2 separate regions of the Homo sapiens genome follow, and region 2 is linked to region 1. A link is a contact called in ENCODE Hi-C or POLR2A ChIA-PET data. All regions are on one chromosome and are shown on one strand. Each heading gives the region's core, a stretch centred on a gene start or an enhancer-like site at or near the end of the contact. The rest is flanking DNA. Distances are from core to core; before and after follow the strand shown.

Region 1 (5,016 bases), core at 118-2,617:
GGCCAGGCTGGTCTCGAACTCCTGACCTCAGGCAATCCACCCTCCTTGGCCTCCCACAGTGCTGGGATTACAGGCGTGAGCCACTGCGCCTGGCCTGTACCACTGCTCTTTCATCTAAAATGAAAGGGAGAGGGGCACGGTGGCATGAGCCTATAGTCCCAGATACTTGTGAGGGTGAGGTAGGAGGATCACTTACACCCAGAAATTCAAGGTTACGATGAACTATGATCACGCCACTGCACAACAGCTTGGGCAACAGAGCAAACGCCATCTCTAAAAAAATTTGTTTTAAAGGGAGAGGGAATAATAATGCTTTGCTCTTCCCATGTATTCAAATAAAAACTTGAGGCAAATTAAATTCAGCAGAATTTAACTGAGCAAAGAACTATTCACAAATTGGGCAAACCTCAGAGCCAGAAGAGGTTCAGAGAGTTCCCCTTTACAACATGGGCGGACAGCATTTATGAAAATGGAAGTGAGGCATAGAAACAGCTTGATTGGTTATAGCTTGGTGTTTGCCCTATTTGAATAAGGTCTGATCAGTGATGGATTGGAGCTTAGCTGCTGTGATGGGCCAAGACTCAGCTATTTGTTACAAAAGTATACTCCTAAAGTCGGCTTTCAGTTAGTTTCTGTACTAAGTTAGGTTGCAGTTGTTACATAAGGAATCAAAGTATAGAGTCATTCTCAGGCCAAATTTGGTTCAATTCAACACAAGCAACAAGAAATTCAGGAATGATAAGTATAAACATACCTTGGAAAATTCATAAAGAACCACACAAATATTAAGGAATACCATTCTCAATAGAGCATTACTGGAATAGAATTAAGAACTGCACTAGGTCCATGTGATTCAGAGTAGAAGTTTTCATTTAATTCCTAAGTCAATTTATCAAGTAAAGCAATTCAACACATCTCCTCTCCCCAGAGACCAATCCATAACTGTCATTTGACACATTTACAGCCCACTTCCTTCAGAGAAAATGCTTATTGAATGTTGTACAATAAACCATTTCCTAGTCTTGGTGCTGAACAACAGTGACCCACAGGCCCCTTCTCTGTTTCAATGAGCTAAATGCTGGTGGTTTTTTTTTTTCCCCCACAGCCTAACCAACCCAGCTTCCCACGAAATTCCAAATGGATTAACTCTTTCTGCTCAAGGGGGCTCAAATGCTGAGCTAGCTGAAGTGTATTCATTCTAAAACTGGAAACAGAACAGGATAAAATAGACCATTTGAGTTTTCCTTAGAGCTTGGCTCTTCTTTGCTGTTTCAAAATCTCTGACTCACCATTTGTACTGAACAAAAATGACCAGGACTCCAGAGGATAAAAGTACATCCACACTTTACAGCCACGGTATCTCTGCCCTGCCAGGGTTCAAGGTTCAGGTTTTACCTAAAGGCCTCAAGGACTTGATACCTGTGATTCCTGGACTACTCTCTTAGGTAGACCTTTTAACAAACTCCACCTTGGTGCTTCTTGTTAGTTAGGCTGGTCTTGCTGACTCTGTGAATCTGGAGTCTCGCTTTTGACACCAGGGAACCTGCCTGTTCCTCACTGCCTTGTCTGCTTTAGAGCACTGGTCAGTAAGTGACAAGCTAGCTTTTGACACCAGGGAACCTGCCTGTTCCTCCCTGCCTTGTCTGCTTTAGAGCATTGGTCAGTAAGCGACAAGTCATAGGTTTGATTGCTGATGCAGAGATTTGAAAGTTGTGGCTGCATGGGCAAGTCAGCTTAACCTCTTTGAGTCTCTATGTCTTTTTATTTTTTAATCTGCAGAGCGGGGTTTCATGAGTTTCTCCATATGGATGTTATGATAATTAAATGAAATAATGAATACAGAAGTTGCTTTTACAACAACTGGTATATGAGATGGTCTCAAGCAATATTAGTTAAAGTTGGGTGTTTATCTGTGCCTCCAATATCTGCCTCCTTATAGTTTCCATATCCTCCAGATGCTTCTAGTGCCGACCTCAGCTGCCTTGCCCTTCTTTCATTGTTATTTTTATCCCTTCAAGTGCACACACTGACCTTTGCATTTGATGCCTGGAAAATAATTTGTCTCAACATTCTAAGTCTATGTCAATTAAAATAAATTTAATGCATTTCTCAAAGCCTCCACATTCATTTCTACTGGAAAAATCCAAATGCAAATGAGACATCTGGTTCTCATGTACAGATGGTCTGTGCATTATTTGCATCTTTGTCAAATCAAGCTAATGTGAAACCTCATGTCATATGGTCTGCATGTCCTCTGTTTCTTTGCTAGGGATTATATATGATGAAAAAATATGACCAAGATATGATGAAAATATTTTCTGAAGTCACACTAATTTGTGTTTTGCTGTAAGTCAAATCACTTGATTGTTCTGATAAAATATTTGTCGAGTTTTCCCATGTCTGTGGCACTGTTTTTGATTCTGTGGGAAATTCAAGAAAACCATGCTGTAGACTCTGCTCAGGAGGGTAACATCAGAAGCCCTGCCATTTCATAGAGAAAGCATAGGATTATGCATTGCAAATCCTAGGACTGGCTTTTGTCATTGGAGTCAAGTTTTCCAAACTCTAGGTCTGATGATTAATTTAAAATCAATTAAAATTGAGTAAAGATTTTCCACATGTATACTATTACTACTAGTAGTATATGGTCTATGATGAACAAGCTTCAGTCCTTGCCCTTTAAGAGTTTTCAGTTTGATCGAGAGAGGCAGAAAAGTAACTGGATAATTGTAATACAGTGGGATTAGTGCAAACGTCATTCCTATAAGAAGGCATTGAAAGCATGCACTTGCACACACATACGAGAGCTAGGGTGGATTTTAGTCCCAGCTCAAATGCCAGCTTCCTCCTCTCAACTCCCCCAGCATTTTATCTGAACGTCCATGATGGCCCTGTTCCATTTTTGCATCCTCCGCAAGTATTTGTAGAATGAATGAACAATTTCCTTACCTTTTCCAAACACAGGAAGCTGGTATCTATAGCTGAATAGTTACTGCTCGATATCTGATCCTGCATACTATTAGGCAAGCTGCTAGGGTAGTGATAAAGTCCCTTGGAACCTCACCCCTGAGAACTTATATCTTTGCGTGACCCTGAAAAGGGTGGGAATTCAATGAAATGAGTAAATTATCAAAAACAAACAAGAAGAACCAAACTCTGGAATTTTAAACACGGATGACCTTGCCTCACATAATGCTGAGGGTCATATGAAAGCCCACTTTGGCCAAAGCATCTTCCCAAAAATCCACCCAAGAACACCCTCCTTCCTTCCCTTCACCCATGGTCCCCATACTCCTCAGTTTGCTTCTCCAGCCCCTGTGTTTACTCTGGTTTCTGTCTCTGTGCCTGACCCTTCTCAGGTCTAGAGACTGGCTGTGGCGCCCATATCTGATCTTTGTTTCCACCTTTATTCTCTGCTGTTTCTGTCTACTTGACCTGAGTGTCATGTACGACTTCAAGTAAAGAACTCCCACAAGGTGGCTTCCTCTCTAAGAAACTCTCAGCCTAGGCAGGTCCCCAGTTTTCCATTAGGGAGGGAGACTTTGGATAAGTAAAGAAGGATGGGATTGAGGTGTCTGGGTTCCAGGTACAGCAGTTACCAAATGCGTAATCTCAGATAATGGATTTTACCTATATTTTGCCTACTTTCCCATCTGTAAAAATGGAGGTAGTACCTACCTCAGGTGCTTGTGAAAATCAAACTTGAATCAATGTATGTATAAGCGCTTCAGAGGAAGATAACATTAAAAAAATAGCAGTTCTTTCCTCTCTCACCTCTCCCTCATGTGGCCTCAGTTTCCTCCCAGGCCCGAGTGTCAATGTGATATTCTTCTTAAGGCAGAAGGATTAGGAAGGCCCCTTCCTAAGGACATTCCAGGCTTACCTATCTTTGATGCTTTTTCCTGGTCTTCAAAGATTATTTCCTGTTCACTCTCTCAATTCATCTCAGGAACACTGAAGTATCCCCCAGTCTGATGCATGCCAATTATTTTGCAGCTAACTCATTGACAGTTGAACATGACATCAATCCGGGTATTGATAATAATAATACCAAAAGAATCAAGGTCAGCAAGAAAGGACTCATGATGTGTTACATCATTTCCAACAGTCTCAAGTAGGACTGTTCTGGCTATCTTATTTTTTACTTTTACCTTAAGGATTTTATACTGCCTTTGTGTGTGCCTAATTTTTGCCTTAGTCATCTGGGTCTAAGTGGTTCCTTATTGCCTGAGCCTGACCCTGATGCTCTCTTGAGGAGGAATTTGTAATCTTTTGTTGACACACTAGCAGTGTGGGTGCATCAAGAAAGAGAAGCAATTTGAGGGGTTGTTAAAAAAGCCAAGAGTGCATTCCAAGACATGGAATCAAAAGAGTATGTCAGAAGGAGCCCAGGTTTTCAACAATTTGGCTTTTATCCTCTACCTTCCAGAACTATGACTAAATAAATATCCTTGTCCTTGATCTTTAAAGGCAAATGGGACATTTACCCCATTATGTATTAGTCTATGTCCATCTCCATCTCCTTCTCCATCTTGTCTCTGTCTCTGTCTCTGCCTTTATCTCTGTCACTAATCAATGTAGAGAGGTGTACCAATGTCTTTTGGGAAGTTTCTGCACCTGTATGGCCATTGTATGTCATGCTATGTATGTGAGTGGACAGGTCGGCCTCTATATTTTTTTCTACAATTAAGTGCAGATGCAAGCACCAGTGAGCTCCTTATAATACAGGTTTTTGTGTTTGGGACATAAGCACTGATTTCTGGATCTTGGAGTTGAATGCCATCATTGACAGGAAGGAGCGAGGTCAGTTGCTCTTCAGTCCAAGAGGTAGAAGGACCCCCAAGCCATTACATTCCCAGGCAGACAAATGAAACTGTTACAGAGGCTGCTTCTCAGGCTCCCAGTCTTTCCATCCAGACTTTATTTCATGGCAGATGAGCATGCTCTAAAATGTGAAGAAGATGAGAAAGTCTATTGAGGATCAGCCTTGAAAAGATCTTGTCCTTCTACCATATT
Region 2 (5,567 bases), core at 1,540-4,039, 39 kb after region 1:
TTTTTATTATTGAATATTTTACACATATATTAAAATAAAGACAGTAGTATAATGACCTTCCTTGAACCTAGTTTTAATCATTATTCTTGGCCAATCTTTCACCTGTACTTCCCTTTGCTTTCTCCTCTTCAGATTATTTTGAAGCAAGTTCTAAATATCGTATTATATCATAGAACTTTTAAATATTTCAATATACAACTCTAAAAGGCTAGGAAATAAAAATTAATTTTCCAGGTTGTTTTTTGACTTCTCCATAAAATAAGAGAACAGGTCTATTTTTATTCACCATTGTATCTTTAGTTCTTATATAGTGTCTAGAATATTCTGAATAAATATTCTTAAATGAATACGTAAGTGAATCAAGAGAGGGTTACTTATGTAAATTAATACTGGGCTGCTTCTCTGCTTGGGTCATAAAAAAGATTGTGCTTAGAAATAATAACAAAGTATAGTTATAAATATTTTAGGAAAAAAAATTTTTTAAAGGGTATATTGTACCTAACATGGCAGAAATAATGAGACCTATAATATAACTATGAAAAAAAATTACTCCAGAAAGTAAAGTAATAAATACCATAGTAGGAAGAGAAATGGGAGAAACCAAAACAAAGGCAGATTTTGTAGGATGAGCTTGTAAGACATTGGTAAGAAATGTTTGTGGAAATTTGACTAATTTGGCAATCAGAAGACAATATTAACTAAGAAGCTATATTTAGCATGTATATGTCATTTATTAATGACAGTGACAAGGATGAATGATTGAATAGATGTGAACATTGTCATAAAACTATTAAGGACTATATTTAAGTTTCAATAACTAAGCTTTTTTTTTTTTTTTTTTTGAGATGGAGTTTTGCTCTTGTTGCCCAGGCTGGAGTGCAATGGCGTGATCCCTGCACACTGCAACCTCTGCCTCCCAGGTTCAAGTGATTCTCCTGCCTCAGCCTCTGGAGTAGCTGGAATTACAGGCATGTGCCACCATGCCCGCTAATTGTTTGTATTTTTAGTAGAGACAGGGTTCCTTTATGTTGGTCAGGCTGGTCTTGAACTCCTTACCTCAAGTGATCCACCCGCCTTGGCCTCTCAAAGTGCTGGGATTACAGGCATGAGCCATCATGCCCAGCCTAAGCTTTTTTTTTAGTTCCCCCAAATTCACAAGGGATCCAGAGTTGGAAGATATTTCTGACCTCAGGAGTTCAACTTGAAGTCAAAACTTAGATGAAACGAAAAAAATTGCCTGTGGTATTGATTATTTGTGCACCAGAAACTGTATGAATGTGCCAGATGCCTTCCACTTGCTCCTTGAGACCCTCTCTCCACTCTCCACTCACCCTTTTCTCTGTCCCAGGGCGTTGGCTTGCAGGAACCCCTCTGGCTCCTGATGGGTATAGTCAGCGGGGCATGCTCTCAGGAGATGAGAGGGAGGGAAGAGAATGAGGCCCAGGTGTTTATTTCCCCACTTCCATCCTTGCAGGTTGCTTTACCCTGGCTGCTGCTCCTCTCACGTTGGTCCTCTACAGATTGATCTCCTATTAGGATTCCCTAAATCTCTCTGTATTAGTCTGTTTTCATGTTGCTGATAAAGACATACCCAAGACTAGGCAGTTTATAAAGAAAAAGAGGTTTAATGGACTCACAGTTCCACGTGGCTGGGGAGACCTCACAATCATGGCAGAAGGGTACCTCTTACACGGTGGCAGACAAGAGAATGACAGCCAAGTGAAAGGGGAAACTCCTCACAAAATTATCAGATCTCGTGAGACTTATTCACTACAATGAGAACAGTATGGGGGAACCGTCCCCATGACTCAATTGTCTCCTACTGGGTCCCTCCCACAACACGTGGAAATTATGGGAGCTACAATTCAAGATGAGATTTGGGTGGGGACACAGCCAAACCACATCATTCGCCTTCCTCATATCTTTGAGCCCTGAGTGATAACACATCTTCGTCTTCCGTTATTATCCCTGAGGAAGCTCACTGATAGCTTTGATGATAATTCCTTTATAGACTACCCTCAAATTATCCTATTTTTTTCTTTTTAACTTTTACTTTAGATTCAGGGGGTACATGTACGGGTAAATTATTCTAATATGAGTGTGTGTCTGTCTCTCCCTGGGTCTCTCACTGAGAAGCACTGGCAGGTATCATATTTTTAATCATATTGGCATTTCTACTGCTCCTAGGCAGGTACTTTTGCACCAGCCTATAGTTACAACTCCTTGAGAACCCATGTTTCTTTCACCTTGTTGCCTAAAACCTGCTAATAAGAAATAGAAAATCAAATTGACAGGGATAAAGGTGATAAGAGTTGGCAAGGAGGAAGCCCAATTGCATAAAGAGAAATCATGTGGAAATTAAAAACAAAACATAATAATAATCCAGGGGTCTGGGAGTTGAAAAGGGAAGTTTTATGTAATTCTAGCCAGTTGATGTCATTATAGCTAGTTCTCTGGCCAGGGAGGCCAGGGGAAGGGAGGATGTGAAGGTGAGAAGGACTCAGACATTCTCCTTTAGATCTGAGGCTCAGCCTTATGTGTGCAACATTAGGTCAGTGAGAACAAAGGGATGTGTCTGAGCAACAGCCAAGGCCATTTCCCTGCAGAAATGGTTCCGCAGTCCCAAAGATGGGCCCACTATGAGTTAAACCTCTTGTCATCCGTTTTGTGTCTCCCCCTCCCTTAGCCTGTCTTGCTGTGGCCTCCCAAGCCCATCCATGCAATGGCAACGCCTCGCAGGCTTCCAGCTCATCTGTGTTCAGGAATGGGAGGGTCGGGGCCACTGACACACACCAGTATCCTGCAGCCTATTATTTCCTGCCTGTCCTGGCTCCCCTCCAAGACTAAACATGACAGGTGGATGAAGTTCACGAGAAAGCACTGCAATGGGCCACTTTTCCAGGAATGCTGCTGCTAACTGGATTCACAAACTAAGCCAACTCCCACCACCCTAGGCTGAATGAGGAGGCAGCTGAATGGTGCAGAATTGATTTTTTTTTCCTTGCTTTTTTACCCTCTGTCTCCAGTCTAAATCCTGTGATTGTTCCAGCTGGTATAAGCGACTCCCTACTCAGACTCCAGGGTTCTAAGTGCTTCCAAGGCCTATGCAAGAAACAAAGACACTTAACTCATGGCTCTTATTTCCAAACCAATGACCCACAACTGAGAACCGGAGGGGAAAACAATCTGTGCCATTGTGGAGCGTGGGGGTGAGGGTTTGTGATGGCTTCAGTCTGCTCTAGCAAGAAAAGTCTCAGAGTTATTTGATAATCTGATTGTGGAAGGAGAAGATAGAAAAAAGCAAAAAATAAAATAATAAAAAAGGTCACAATTGGCACTCTTAATTGGCAATCCAGAAAGATTTAGAGAGCCAGATTACGTTTAGAGAGGTAAATTATCTCATTTGAACAGAGTTTGGAGATTGTAAAAGTGGCTGATCATCCAATATACTTGTGACTCTTTTTTTTTTTTTTCAAGTAAAACTGTGAGCTAATAGGGCAAATAACCATGCAGAGGCTTCTTGTCCACTCCCTATGCTGAGGGAATGACAGTTGCTCTCTTTCCAATTCTGGGTAAACAATGCCAGATTAGGATGGGTCTGACCCCAGATTTTAAGGTAGTAAGCCTGCTAATGGAACTGACAGTCAGAAAGGTGACTGGGTAAAACTACAACCTGTGGGCTAGGGTCAACATCTATTTATCTTGGGCTCTCATTGGGTACTAAATAATTACCACCTCCTACTACTATGAGCTCAGGCACTAACTGAGTAGGCATTTTCAGAAGTCCTTAGAAAGTTCCCAAGAATCAGAATGGCTCCTGTGGGAGCTAGTTTTAGACTTCACAGATATCTTAGAGATCTGGGGGGGAAGTTATTTAGGATAGATGTATGTATTCCAAGGACCCGGCTAGTATCTAAATAGCTTACTTTTGTTGTTACCTCCATGGTTAAATATCAAATATGTCTCCCCATGCTATAGCATTAGTGAAAAGGAATGAACCAGAAGAGCCAACCATCTTCCACCCCAAACCACTTCCACCCCATCCACAGGTGGAAATGGGGCGGTAACTTGGATTTAAGGCTAATAAACTCTCTTACTTTCTCTGGACAAGATTTAAAAGGATGAGCACAGGGACTGACTCAGCTGTGCATATGTAAAATACCTGCCTCTTGGTAATAAGGTACTTGAAGATTATGTTTTATATAGGAAAATGTTTCACTTTTAAACAAGGATCTAGATTACATTTTTGAACTATTGATGTTTATTCTTGAAAGGAGGGGAGTATTTATGTATGTGCATACACCTGTGTGTACCTTTGAAACAATATTTATTTGCTTAGAAACTAGGAAAAAAGATAAAGAATATCTGAATGTCACATTGCTAAGGATTTATCAAAAGGGACAACAGAGTCCCAAAGTCCACCCTGGGATGTTATTGGATCTTATTGAAATCTGAAAGTCCACCCTTGACTGCCTTGCCAAGGTCCCTGTCATGTCCCCTATTTTCCCTTTCCCTCCCTGAGGTATTATTCCAAAAGGAATAGATGAGGCTTTGTAAAATTACTGTAAGTTATTGTGTTGTAGTAATTATGCTGTTGTGATTGGAACGGAGATGAAAATGAATCCTATCTCTGAGGAGAGTGGAAGATTGTATTAGTCCATTCTTGCATTGCTAGAAAGAACTACCGGAGGCTGAGTAATTTATGAATAAAAGAGGTTTAATTGGTTCACAATTCCACAGGTTATACAGGAGGCATGGCTGGGGAGGCCTCAGGAAACTTAAAATCATGGCAGAAGGCAAAGGGGAAGCAAGCACGTCCTACATGGCTGGAGCAGGAGGAAGACAGAAAAGGGGGAGGTGCTACACACTTTTAAACAACCAGCTCTCATGAGAACTCACTTACTTTACAAAAACAGCAAGTGGGAAGTCCACCCCCAGGGAGGGGCTTTCCACCAGGTCTCTCCTCCAACACTGGGGATTACAATTTGACATGAGATTTAGGCAGGGACAGAAATCCAAACCATATCAAAGATCCCAAAGGATTAAGGTTATTTGCAATGTAAAGATTTAATACAAAAGCCAAAAGCATCACTCAGAGGAAAGGCCAGTCTTAGGACAGAAGAGTCAGGCTAGCTAGAGAGTAGAGATTATGCCCACAAGGGGCTTCCTCTGTGATGGTTTTAAATTATCTTGGTCCCTTGCTTTGCTCTACAAAACAGTCGTATTTATTTCTCCTTTGTAAGTCCTGTCTTATTATGAGGGGAATTATAAGGCTGATTTCTCCTTTGTGATTCCCCTTTTATTAAAAAAATGCTTTGGTAAAATTTAAAGACTTTTGGGAATGGCATTTTAGGAATCAGAGCTTTTCTGTGTTTCTCTTCATTGACTGAGATCCTTGTTTTCTTAATAGCATCATCTTAAGAAGAAGAGTAGTCCAGGCATTCTTGATGTGAGTAAGTCTGAAACAAAAGATCTTTTCCAAAAACACACCAGAGGTGAGAGGTGAAGCCAGCTGGGCTTCTGGTTCAGGTGGGGACTTGGAGAACTTCTGTGTCTAGCTAAAGGAT

What was found. Hi-C counts contacts between places; a loop is a spot of excess contacts on that map. ChIA-PET counts read pairs that join two places held with the same protein, here RNA polymerase II (POLR2A). Pooled maps may share reads with other maps.
Region 2: a map of breast epithelium shows a loop between it and region 1 (5-fold over the local background). The contact joins two enhancer-like sites. A Hi-C loop is called at or near these places in 4 of 168 maps with a recorded cell type or tissue (CD14-positive monocyte, CD8-positive, alpha-beta T cell, breast epithelium and 1 more), 6 of 37 single-sample maps with no recorded cell type and 8 of 50 pooled maps. POLR2A ChIA-PET finds 5 or more read pairs at or near these places in 1 of 52 experiments (A673).

Annotation. Positions count from the first base shown.
Region 1 is chr17:55,659,369-55,664,384 of GRCh38, forward strand. No RefSeq gene overlaps it. Among named protein-coding and RNA genes, the nearest start is that of TMEM100, 61 kb to the right of the region's middle. Within about 2 kb of position 1,368, at least 3 of the 41 ENCODE cell types and tissues checked have a DNase peak (open chromatin) inside an H3K27ac peak, as active enhancers do.
Region 2 is chr17:55,696,527-55,702,093 of GRCh38, forward strand. No RefSeq gene overlaps it. Among named protein-coding and RNA genes, the nearest start is that of TMEM100, 24 kb to the right of the region's middle. Within about 2 kb of position 2,790, at least 3 of the 41 ENCODE cell types and tissues checked have a DNase peak (open chromatin) inside an H3K27ac peak, as active enhancers do.